3 separate regions of the Homo sapiens genome follow, and regions 2 and 3 are each linked to region 1. The links are chromatin loops, found by intact Hi-C in ENCODE. Cell type or tissue: endothelial cell of umbilical vein. All regions are shown on one strand. Region 1 holds the start of LINC00517 (long intergenic non-protein coding RNA 517). Region 2 has its middle 320 kb from the start of LINC00639. Region 3 has its middle 190 kb from the start of LINC00639.

Region 1 (4,000 bases):
GGGAAGGGAGTGATAAAGCAAAATATTCAGGTGGCAGGGCATAATTATATTATTTTAATTTAGACACATTAATAGAGCAATACAGATCCAATTATCAGCAAGATTAATAAACACAGCTTAAGTTTCCAATTAGTGGAGGTAGAGATGGAGGTGGAGGGGTGATGAAGGCAAGGGAATGAAAAAAATGTGACCAAGTCAGCCAACGTAAGAAAATAGAAAAGAGGAAATAACAATAAAGAATAAGGAATAGTAAACCTAAAATCAGATGAAATGGCAAGGCATGTGCATCTCTTTTCATGTAAGATATGAATGGTCTAAAATCATCAATCAAATAACAGAAAACTTCAGATTGAGTTCAGAAAATATTACACTATCTGTTGCTTATAGATATTTCACACACCACAAAGTGGCCAAGAAAGTTTGAAAAGTTCTTGTAGATGTGTGACAGTCATGCAGTATGCACTTCATATAGCTGTTTATTATTTAATTTTATGAGGGATGTTGACCAGCTGTGGTTTTAGAGAATTAAACTGGGCTTGGATTCATGCTAAAGGAAATAAACAAACTTATGGAGAAAAAGACATCACTATCTTTTCATGATTCTCACTGGGAACATTGTTCTGCTAGAAGTGGAGAAAACAGGAGAGACAGAAGGAGAATCAGTCTCTTTAGGATATGTCTTGCCAAGAGGGCATGTTTCCTACCAGTTGGATGGAACCCTGTGGTGGTGGCGGTGGCTAGGCAGCTTCCTGGGAGCACTTCTTCCTGCCGTTCTCCTTACAACCCACCAGGAGCCTGTCCTGGCGGGCGCTTTAGAAGGCAGGACTGCCTTGGGATGCATTGGGTTTTTCCACCCACACTAGTTCCCGCCCTTTGGGGACAGGAAAAGGCAGTTGGGATCCAAATAGACTGATTACTCTCTTTTATGGAATTCCTCCAGATACAACAGTAATTCAGTTCACATTGCTCATCAACGTGCAGGCCACATGTCTCTGGATGGTCCCTGTATATTTGAACATTCTTCACTTGCTCTGATGTTTTCCCCAGCTTCCAGATGTTCTTGGGAGATTACAAAACAGACAAGAATAGAAATTGAAAATTTTGAAAGCATATTTTAGTCTCTATATAATATAAATTTAGCGTAAGTCAAGCTAAGAGATTAAACCTGATGTGCATAAGAGTATTTTCTTTGGATGCAAATGTAGAGGAAAAACACACATTTGATGTTGGAAACTAAGTATGCTTATTTTCTGTTGGCCTTTGCCTTGAACCTAGTTCTGTAATGGGCACATAGCAGATATTCAATACATCGTGTTAAATTAATGTCATTTAGCAAAGTGAATTTTATCCACAAACTTTTGTCATAATAAAAACATGATTCGGAGTTGTTATGTGGTCTGATCCACGAAGAAGAGCTAAAATTACAATGCTGAGCTAAAAGTTGAAGTGAAATGTACCCAGTTAGAATCATGTAAGCAAACAGGGTTATTAGTACTAGTAGTACTTGAAAATGTGAGTGGAAGACTAAATGACAGAGATGTTTTGCATTGACTTTCATGTTTTCTCCTCAAGTCCAAGATACATTGCACTAAAGGTTGGAGTTCCAGTCATGTAGAGTGAAGACAGGTCTTCATATTAAACACAGCTAGAGCCTAAATGAGAAATAAGTTCCCTTTTCATTGAAACAACTGAACATTTTCTTTCTGAGTTTGCCAATTGTAGATGGTTGGTGGGCAAGAGAATGTATGCTTTGAACATTATTGGAGTTGTTGTGTGAGCATGAGAGAGACTCAACCTTGTCAATAGAATCAGTTTGTCCCCACTATCCTAGCCCGGATTATTACCTACTCTATTCTCAAGATGTAATCAAAAGAGAAGATACCTCTAGCACAAAGCCACGACCATCTGTAGACAGATGATGCAGTGGCCTTTGAACTGGTGGTGACCAGAACAGTAGCCTCATGGGAATGAAAGTGTTTTTATAACACTGTGCCATATTACCTCTGTTTTTTGAAAGACTTCAAGAATATATGTAAGACAGTTCTTATAAATTTTCATCATTTATGGGTGGTGTCCAAACATTTAGACATTTGGAGTTTATCTTGTTGGTATGCATGCATTAATACCCAGGGACCTGCAGGAACCAAATTCTAGATGTGCATTTTTCACTCTTACGCTACTCTTAGAAATATTTTGAGCTTGTCATTGTCTGGCAGATGCAGGGAACATGGGCATGGAGAGTTCCGAATACTGATGCTGTGTTGGAACTTAGTAATTCCCTCAGGAAATGTTGGGTCCCTCCCAATCTCCTGCCATCTCTTTTACTGCCCTTAGCTAAGTCCATCACACCCCTTGCTATAATCCTGGGCAATCTCTATGCTGAGAAAACTCTTCTGACGCCATTCGCGGGCTTTCGTCTGTGTTCTTCCTCGATCATACACTTGGCTGTAAAATAATATTTTACCATGAGGTGTCGCTGTCTAACACATAATGTAAGCAATAAAGTAAAATAATTTCAATTTATTTTTAAAAATCACCTGATTGATACTGTAACACATTAAATATGTAGATTTTGAATTTTTTGCTTTAGATAAGAAATTCAGACAGAAAAAACTGGCAAATCTTCAGTTGGAATTTTTTAAGTAAATAAAATGTCGAAGTTTATTTTATTTACTGGAAAGATTGCTAAGGAAAATCCAAGTCTTTTAGGTTGTCATTCTGAGCAATCTCTGACTTATTTCAAATCTACATTTCCGAAACTGTTTCTTTTGATAAAGAAGAAATCTGTCTTTAAGTACACCACACACCTTAGTCATATTGTGCTGTTTGTCACTGTTTGGATATTTGTATACTTTTCCATGCTATCTCATTTATTAGGAATATTCTTCCTTCACCCTCCAATGTTATCTGTTTAAAACCTACTTACTTTTACAAAGAAGCTTGGATACTAAGTTCTCTTAGTCCTCTATGAAAACTTTCTTAGTATTTTCAAATGGAAGCACTTATCCCTACTTTTAGGTCTGTATGCCTTTTCTTTACCTTTTTTTTTTTTTTTTTTTTTTGAGGCAGGGTCGTACTCTGTCCCCCAGGTTGGAGTGCAGTGGCGTGATCTCAGCTCACTGCAATCTCCACCTGCCAGGTTCAAGTGATTCTCGTGCCTCAGGCTCCCAAGTAGCTGGGACTACAGGTGTGCGCCACCACACCTGGCAACTTATTTTTTTTTATTTTTATTTTGTTGGTAGAGATGGGGTTTCATTATGTTGCCCAGGCTGGTCTAGAACTCCTGGGCTTAAGCATTTCACCAGCCTCAGCCTCCCAGTGTAGATCTCTATGCCATTTTATTGTGCTTTTTATGCAGCATTTAGTAAAACACTAGCTCAAACAATATTCGTTCCTATTTTATCATGAAAGTGATGATGAATGATTATGATGTAATGACCACAAAGCCTAGAACAGTGCTTAAAGGTTAGTAAATGTTAGTGATGTTAGTTAAGTAAGTGAATTAATAATTTAAAACAACAGACAGAGGAAGATTGAATTCTAGTTGACTTTCGAAGCATTGCTAATTTACTGGGTGCTGGAGACTGGCCATACAATACTAATTAAAGAGTAATGATCAATGACAGTATCTAAATATATAAAGAAATGCATTCTATGCCGTGCTGTAGGAAACCAATCAGAACAATTGATTTACTGTCCATGATAATTGATGACATGAGAAAGTAAACAGGTCATCAAAGTGTTAGCAACTCTCTTTTGGGCTTCTAGCTTTTTAGCCCTGCTCTTCTGCACAAGTAAGAACACAGTTAGAAACATGATATATACCCTGTCTGTATTCAAGTCAGGAAAAGTGTTCCCTTTATCCATCATATTGGTGATAAAAATAATGTGGTACCGACAATACTGAAAGGGGAGAACAGAAAGTCTATCAAGGTAAAAATTAAGGAGATTGGAGTTTGAACTCACTCTTTAGTAACTCAGTCTATTAAAGAGAGATGAA
Region 2 (4,000 bases), 700 kb after region 1:
TCTCCCTTACTTTTGTTATTTACCCAGTAGTCATTCAGGAGCAGGTTGTTCAGTTTCTGTGTACTTGTGGTTTTGAGTGAGTTTCTTAATCCTAATTTGATTGCACTGTGATCTGAGAAACTGTTATAATTTCCATTTTCTTGCATTTGCTGAGGAGTGTTTTACTTCCAATTATGTGGTCAATTTTAGAAAAAGTGCTATGTGGTGCTGAGAAGCATGTGTATTCTGTTGATTTGGGGTTGAGAGTTCTGTAGATGTCTATTAGGTCCGCTTGGTCCAGAGCTGAGTTCAAATCCTGAATATCTTTGTTAATTTTCTGTCTCATTGATCTAATATTGACAGTGGGGTGTTAAAATCTCCCACTATTACTGTGTGGGAGTCTAAGTCTCTCTGCAGGTCTCTAAGAACTTGCTTTATGAATCTGGGTGCTCCTGTATTGGGTGCATATATATTGGATAGTTAGCTCTTCTTGTTGCATTGATCCCTTCACCATTATGTAATGTCCCTCTTTGTCTTTTTTTATCTTTGTTGGTTTAAAGTCTGTTATATCAGAGACTAGGATTGCAACCCTTTTTTTTTTCCATTTGCTTGGAAAATAAATCTTCCTCCATCCCTTTATTTTGAGCCTATGTGTGTCTTTGCACGTGAGATGGGTCTCCTGAATATAGCACACAAATGGGTTTTGACTCTTTATCCAATTTGCCAGTCTGTGTCTTTTAATTGGTGGCATTTAGCCCATTTACATTTAAGGTTAATATTGTTATGTGTGAATTTGATCCTGTCATTATGATGCTAGCTGGTTATTTTGCCTGTTAGTTGATGCAGTTTCTTCATAGTGTCAATGGTCTTTACAATTTGGTTTGTTTTTGCAGTGGCTGATACTAGTTTTTTTTCTTTCCATATTTAGTGATTCCTTCAGAAGCTCTTGTTAGGCAGGCCTGGTGGTGACCAAATCTCTCGCATTTGTTTGTCTGTAAAGGATTTTATTTCTCCTTTGCTTATGAAGCTTAGTTTGGCTGGATATGAAATTCTGGGTTGAAATTCTTTTCTTTAAGAATGTTGAATATTTTTCCCCTCTCTCTTCTGGCTTGTAGGGTTTCTGCAGAGAAATCTGCTGTTAGTCTGATGGGCTTCCCTTTGTGGGTAACCTAACCTTTCTCTCTGGCTGCCCTTAACATTTTTTTCTTCATTTCAACCTTGGTGAATCTGACGATTATGTGACTTGGGGTTGCTCTTCTCAAGAAATATTTTTGTGGTGTTCTCTGTATTTCCTGAATTTGCATGCTGGCCTGTCTTCCTAGGTTGGGGAAGTTCTCCTGGATAATATCCTGAAGAGTGTTTTCCAACTTGGTTCCATTCTCCCCATCACTTTCAGGTACACCAGTCAAACATAGATTTGGTCTTTTCACATAGTCCCATATTTCTTGGAGGCTTTGTTTGTTCCTTTTCACTGTTTTTTCTCTAATTTAGTCTTCACACTTTATTTCATTAAGTTGATCTTCAATCTCTGATATCCTTTTTTCCACTTGATTGATTCAGCTATTGATACTTCTGTATGCTTCACAAAGTTCTCGTGCTGTGTTTTTCAGCTCCATCAGGTCATTTATGTTCTTCTCTAAACTGTTTATTCTAGTTAGCAATTTGTCTAACCTTCTTTCAAGGTTGTTAGCTTCCTTGCCTTGGGTTAGAACATGCTCCTTTAGCTCCTCCTTTAGGAGGATTTTGTTATTACCTACCCTTCTGAAGCCTACTTCTGTCAATTCATCTATCTCATTTTTCCATCCAGTTTTGCTCCCTTGCTGGTGAGGAGTTGTGATCCTTTGGATCACAAAGGCATTCTGGTTTTTGGAATTTTCAGCCTTTTTGTGCTAGTTCTTCCTCATCTTCACGGATTCATCTACCTTTGGTCTTTGATGTTGATGAGTTTCAGATGAGGTTTCTGTGTGGACATCTTTTTTGTTGATGTTGATGCTATTCTTTTCTGGTTTTTAGTTTTCCTTCTAACAACCAGGCCCCTCTTCTGCAGGTCTGCTGCTGTTTGCTGGAGGTCCACTCCAGACCCTGTTTGCCTGGGTATCACCAGTGGAGGCTGCAGAACAGCAATGATTGCTGCCTGTTCCTTCCTCTGGAAGCTTCGTCCCTGAGGTGCACCTGCCAGGTGCCAGCTGGAGCTCTCCTGTATGCAGTGTCTGTCAACCCCCGCTGGGAGGTATCTCCCAGTCAGTAGGCATGGGGGTCAGGGCACCACTTGAGGAGGCAGTCTGTCCTTTAGCAGAGCTTGAGTGCTGTGCTGGGAGATCCACTGCTCTCTTCAGAGCTGGCAGGCAGGAACATTTAAGTCTGCTGAATCTCTGCCCACAGCTGCCCCTTCCCCCAGGTCCTCTGTCCCAGGGAGATGGGAGTTTTATCCATAAGTCCCTCACTGGAACTGCTGCCTTTCTTTCAGAGATGCCCTGCTCAGAAAGGAGGAATCTAGAGAGGAAATCTGGCTACAGCGGCTGTGCCAGGCTGCAGTGGGCTCCACCCAGTTCGAACTTCCTGGCAGCTTTTTTTAAACTGTGAAGGGGAAACCACCTACTTAGGCCTCAGTAATGGCAGATGCCCCTCCCCACACTAAGCTGGAGCATCCCAGGTCGACTTCAGACTGCTGTGCTGGCAGCAAGAGTTTCAAGCCAGTGGATCTTAGCTTGCTGGGCTCCGTGAGGGTGGGATCCACTGAACTAGACCACTTGGTTCCATGGCCTCAGCCCTCTTTCCAGGGGAGTGAATGGTTCTGTCTTGCTGGCGTTCCAGGCACCACTGGGGTATGGAAAAAAAAAAAAAAAAAAAAAACTCCCGCAGCTAGCTTGATGTCTGCCCAAAGGGCTGCCTGGTTTTGTACTTGAAACCCAGGGTCCTGGTGGCGTAGGCACCTGAGGGAATCTCCTGCTCTGCGGGTTATGAAGACCATGGGAAAAGCATAGTATCTGGGCCAGAGTGCACTGTTCCTCACAGCACATACCTCATGGCTTCCCTTGGCTAGGGGAGGGAGTCCCCCAACCTCTTGTGCTTCCTGGGTGAGGGAATACCCCACCCTGCTTCGGCTCGCCCTCCGTGGGCTGCACCCACTGTCTAACCAGTCCCAATGAGATGAGCCACGTACCTCAGTTGGAAATGCAGAAATCACGCACCTTCTGCATTGACCTCACTGGGAGCTGCAGACTGTAGCTGTTCCTATTCAGCCATCTTGACAGCCATGCCCCATTATCTGAATTCTTATAGCCATGAAATTGCGTAGGGAAGCAGTCATGCCTCAAAAGTATTCATTAATGAACTTGTAAAATTAATCCTGACTCACTCAAATACCCCAACCCTATCTTAATAAATGTGTGATAAATACATAACACAACTTTATTTCAAAGTAAAATTGCAAAACTTGAAAAGATGTAAGATTTCATAGAGTAGATAAAAGTGTTGGTAACCTTTTAAGTCACCAACAAAGTTAGCTAAATGAGGATTAGCAGAGGCAGGTCAATTAAGGATGAAGGAGAAGAAAATCAACCAGAAAAAAAATGACAAGAACGGGTCTTCAAAGAAGAATCATTCAACAATCAAAGGATTTAAGATAGGCCCTTGGTAAAAGTCTTGAAATATTTTTATAAAAGTTATTATCTTTATGATTGTGTTGGAAAGTGAAATATAAACTTAGAAGATGTCATAGCATGGTATCATTTATTCTTATCAGAAAATAGCATCCCAATAATCCATTTTAAATGGATTATAATAAGTGGACTGATCTGGTGCTAATTTTCCTAGAAAACAGAAGGAAGATTTCCTGTATGTACAGCCAAACCAAAGACATAATAATGTTAGTCTTCTCATAAGCAACAATAAATGTTAAAAACAGTGGGAAAATGTCTTAAAAATTCTGAGATAAAATGACTTTAAATCAAGAATTTTATACATAAACAAACTACCAATGAAGTGTTTATCTTCCATGTATTCTTCTTCTGAAAAAATA
Region 3 (4,000 bases), 820 kb after region 1:
CACTGTTAGCCTCCTGAGTCCGAGCCTTCACTACCTACATCCCCTCCCTCTTCATCCCATATGGCCATTCTCTCTCCATATGTGCATACAAACCTTTTGGGAATCCATTGCATATGTCACATTTTTTAAACAGGTTATCCTGTGATGCACATTAGACATTTCTAAGACCATTTACTACAAGGTTGATTTTTCTTTGAGAACTTATTATATTTACTTTTGGACTCAACACATTTTTTCTCATTAAGCTTCTCAAGTCATCTCTCCTTACTCATCAGACAAATGCCATTCCAGGTGAGGAATTTTGTGTCCTAAAAGCCTGAGTTTTTAAAGAGCTATTTGCAAATTATTGTTATTTTCTGGATCTGACTGACATACCAGGTGAGAGTTGTCAGCTGTTAGCTGACAGTTGCAAATCCAGGGGCCTTAAGTCAAGACTCCAGATAAGAAACACAGCAGCCCAAACTAAAGGTACTATTTCCAAATACATGTCTAGGTATTTGCTTCTCTTTTTTTAGAATAAGATCAGATTATATATAAATTATATTATTGCATAGTATCTCTTTCATAAGGTCTGTTATGGTGATAAAAATCAATAAATATATGTGAAGTGCTTAGAACAGTACAATGCAATTTAAGTATGTGTTGCTATTTTCTTTTCCTTAAGATGACTAATTATTTAATAGTCTAAGTGGGTACTATATTAGGGTTCTCTACAGGGACAAAATTAATGGAATAGACATATATATAAAGGGGAGTTTATTAAGTATTAATTCACATGATCACAAGGTCTCACAATAGGCCGTCTGTGGGCTGAGGAGCAAAAAGAGCCAGTCTGAGTTCCCAAACTGAAGAACTTGGAGTTCGATGTTTGAGGACAGGAAGCACCCAGCCTGGGAGAAAGATGTAGGCTGGGAGGCTAGGCCAGTCTCTCTTTTCAGATTTTTCTGCCTGCTTATATTCTAGCTGTGCTGGCAGCTAATTAGATTGTGCCCACCCAGATTAAGGGTGGGTCTGCCTTTCTCGGCCCACTGACTCAAATGTTAATCTCCTTTGGCAACACCCTCACAGACACACCCAGGATCAATAATTTAATCCATGATTGAATCCTTCAATTCAATCAAGTTGACACTCAGTATTAACCATCACAGGTATACTCTCTTAAATTAGAATCCAAAATATAATCTTCATGTGCTGTTGTTATTAATATTTCAAATCTTTGGTAGATTAAAATAATATGACTTAAGTAGTTTAAATTCACAGTGTAATTGTAACTATACATATGTTTGGAAACCTGGATATATCAATGCAGTATGTGAGACAGGAAAATAATTAGGTTACAAAGACAGTACAGATCTAATAATTCTGTCCTGTTGGAGCACATAACAGAAGAAAAACACACGAGAGGTAACACTGAGACCTAATAAAAACAACCAAAAGGAACTGCCCAGCAGAGAGGAAGAGACTCAGACGCAGCAGTTTTGGCCGCGTAACTGATTGACTAAGCAACCTGAAGCCTGTCATGAATCGGTGTTTTATTCAAATGTGAATAAAGATGACTGCCCCAAATTTTAGTTACCACGGTGTGAAAACATTCATTTTTCACTGTCAGTCAGAAAATATAAATTCTCTGTTAGCTATGTCTCCAGACACACTCTCAGCCATGGCTGGAATAAGCTTTGATTCCATCTAGGCTGGGAGTGTAAACTACTCATTTCCTCACACTGTACCACGGCTATCCCAATACAGGCCTCCAGGAGGCAGTGTCTCTTCATTTTAACTGAGTGCATGAATTCTGCCAGTTCTTCAATATACTTAACTTCTGTCTTCATTCTCCTAGGAAACCTTTCTAGTCCAAGAGAAAGTATTCTGTAATGGTAGCCCTCCCACTGGCCCACCCATCATGGAATAATGCATCATGACTTTGCTAGGTTGGGTGAGTTCGTTCAAAGGTCACACACAGGCCTTTGGTTTCGGGAAAGGTAGAGAGAAAGGGACCACAATTTTGAGAGTAAAAGGACAGGAATGATTTTATGTTTGCAGCACTTGAGGGAAGATGTGATTTTTAAAACAGAGCTTAAAAACCTAAACAAACAAAAAATTCTTGGCCCTCATATGTGTATAGGTTGTCCTAAGGAATGCCTTTATTGCTTTACATATGACAACCAAAGTTCCTGTTGAGACCTCAGGTTGACACTTTGTTACTTTTCCCACTGAAAGTTGCTTTTGATGTTCGTTCGCACTGATTTTTACCTTCAACCAAGCCCTTGGATGTGATGTTAGCCATTGCCACTATCAAATACCCTAGAAGAGTGGATATAACCCTTTTTTGATGAGTGTCTTTGAAGTTCCAATGAGATACATGTATATTGCTGAACCTACACATATGTATATATCTTTATGCTTTGCTAACAATTTCAAGGATCTCCTAGACTTTGTTCAGTAAAGTCTTCTAGGTGAAGAAGAGAGAGCCCCTTACAGCTCTCTCACTGCTATCCTAGGTCAATTAGATTAGTCTGGTAATTAAGTGGTTTTTTGTGAACCAGTAACTGTATTGAAAGTCAAATATCAACAATTCAGGAAAACTGTCTTTGACTTCTTTATTTGGAAATATTCTATGAAGAGAGAATTTTTAATCACCACATAGGACTGATGTTTTATTTGTAGTTTGATCACCAGGTAACTGCTTCATTCATGCATTTCATTTATTTTTACTATCATTACCTCGCTTTACATAATAATATTTAACAATTACTGTAATCAGAACACTATTCACACTTTAACCAAGTGTCTTTTATGACACTCCTGAGAAAGAGATATCTCTTCTGGATAACCAAGCCAGAGAAGAATAGTTCAATAGCTTTATTACTATGATAGTGAAAGTTGATATCAATGCTAAATTGATGACTCTCTATCCTAGGATCATCAAACCACACCTTTCTCCTTTATAAAAGTCAGCAATACTTCCACATTTGCTAATTTCATAAATGATTTAGTAATATCAACTAATACAAAGTATTTGCAAAGCATCTGAAAAAAGTCATTTTCAGACAAAATCCTCATCAAGCTTAAAATTTCATGTCCTAAATTTAGAATATTATAGTCACAAAAACTACCTCCATTTTATCATAAAGTGTCTATTGATGTCACCACCACTGTCATTGTTGCAATTGTCATTCATTGGTTCAAGCTTTAAGATCAGAGTGGCACCTAGTGGTACATTCTTTTTCTTTTCCCCCTCTTTTGTTCTGCTTCAAATTATCAACAGGTACACTTTGAATACACATTGAGTACTCATTATAACAACTTTATTAATGAAATGCTTACTACCACCACTTCCCTAAACTTATAGAAACAAATCATTTTGGAATTTGAAATCTCATATTTTGAAAATACGTGACACGAAAATGTTGTTGACAGAACGGAAGCTCATTGGTAATATTTACTGACAATGAAAGTTCTAAAATGGAATATAAAAATGAGATGTTTCTTTAAAAATCAAGAAATGTAAAAGGCATGCTAATATGATAACGGCCATCCCAAGACAATAACTCAAGAATTAACTGTCTGCAAATAATCATCTGTGAAACAGTACCTTGACTTTAAAGTCCTTAAAAATGCAAGCATGAAGATAACGGAGCTAATCATACTAATTAACTCACTGTGCCTTGTAACAAATTAATTTTGAGTAAAGGAACAGGCAACTAGAGAAAAAGGCCAAAATCTCAATTAGTTAATCTGAATAGAACATAAATACTCTCAGAACTTTTTTGGCCTTTAGAATAAGAGTAGAACCGGGAGGGTGGGAGCAGTGATCACTCCATGCTGACAGCCTGGAATTGTTATTTATGGCACCGTTTTTCAGTTCTACATTCCAATGCGAGAATTTACCACGTTTGGGCAGCAGAACATGACAGGTTGACGTAGACTATCCATAACAGGCTCCACCCTCAGAGAACTAATCTAACCTGAAACTTTAACAAGCTCTTCCTATTACTAGGAA

Evidence for each region. Peaks named below come from ENCODE experiments on the same cell type or tissue, not always from the same donor. Only the 100,000 strongest peaks of a DNase experiment are listed, where the experiment ranks them.
Region 2: it touches region 1 in a loop (15-fold over the local background); 9 of 110 quality-filtered maps call a loop at or near these places.
Region 3: a loop joins it to region 1, with 2.9 times the contacts of the local background. A loop is called at or near these places in 5 of 110 quality-filtered maps.

Annotation. Positions count from the first base shown.
Region 1 is chr14:37,901,312-37,905,311 of GRCh38, forward strand. LINC00517 (long intergenic non-protein coding RNA 517) reads right to left here and starts at 813. Exons shown (of 2, transcript NR_135286.1): 1 at 705-813. In endothelial cell of umbilical vein, a CTCF peak has its summit at 2,462; a DNase peak (open chromatin) is centred at 2,460; H3K27me3 peaks cover 898 bases.
Region 2 is chr14:38,599,057-38,603,056 of GRCh38, forward strand. No RefSeq gene overlaps it. Among named protein-coding and RNA genes, the nearest start is that of LINC00639, 320 kb to the right of the region's middle. In endothelial cell of umbilical vein, a CTCF peak has its summit at 1,734; a DNase peak (open chromatin) is centred at 1,725.
Region 3 is chr14:38,720,278-38,724,277 of GRCh38, forward strand. No RefSeq gene overlaps it. Among named protein-coding and RNA genes, the nearest start is that of LINC00639, 190 kb to the right of the region's middle. In endothelial cell of umbilical vein, a CTCF peak has its summit at 1,745 (motif pointing right); a DNase peak (open chromatin) is centred at 1,754.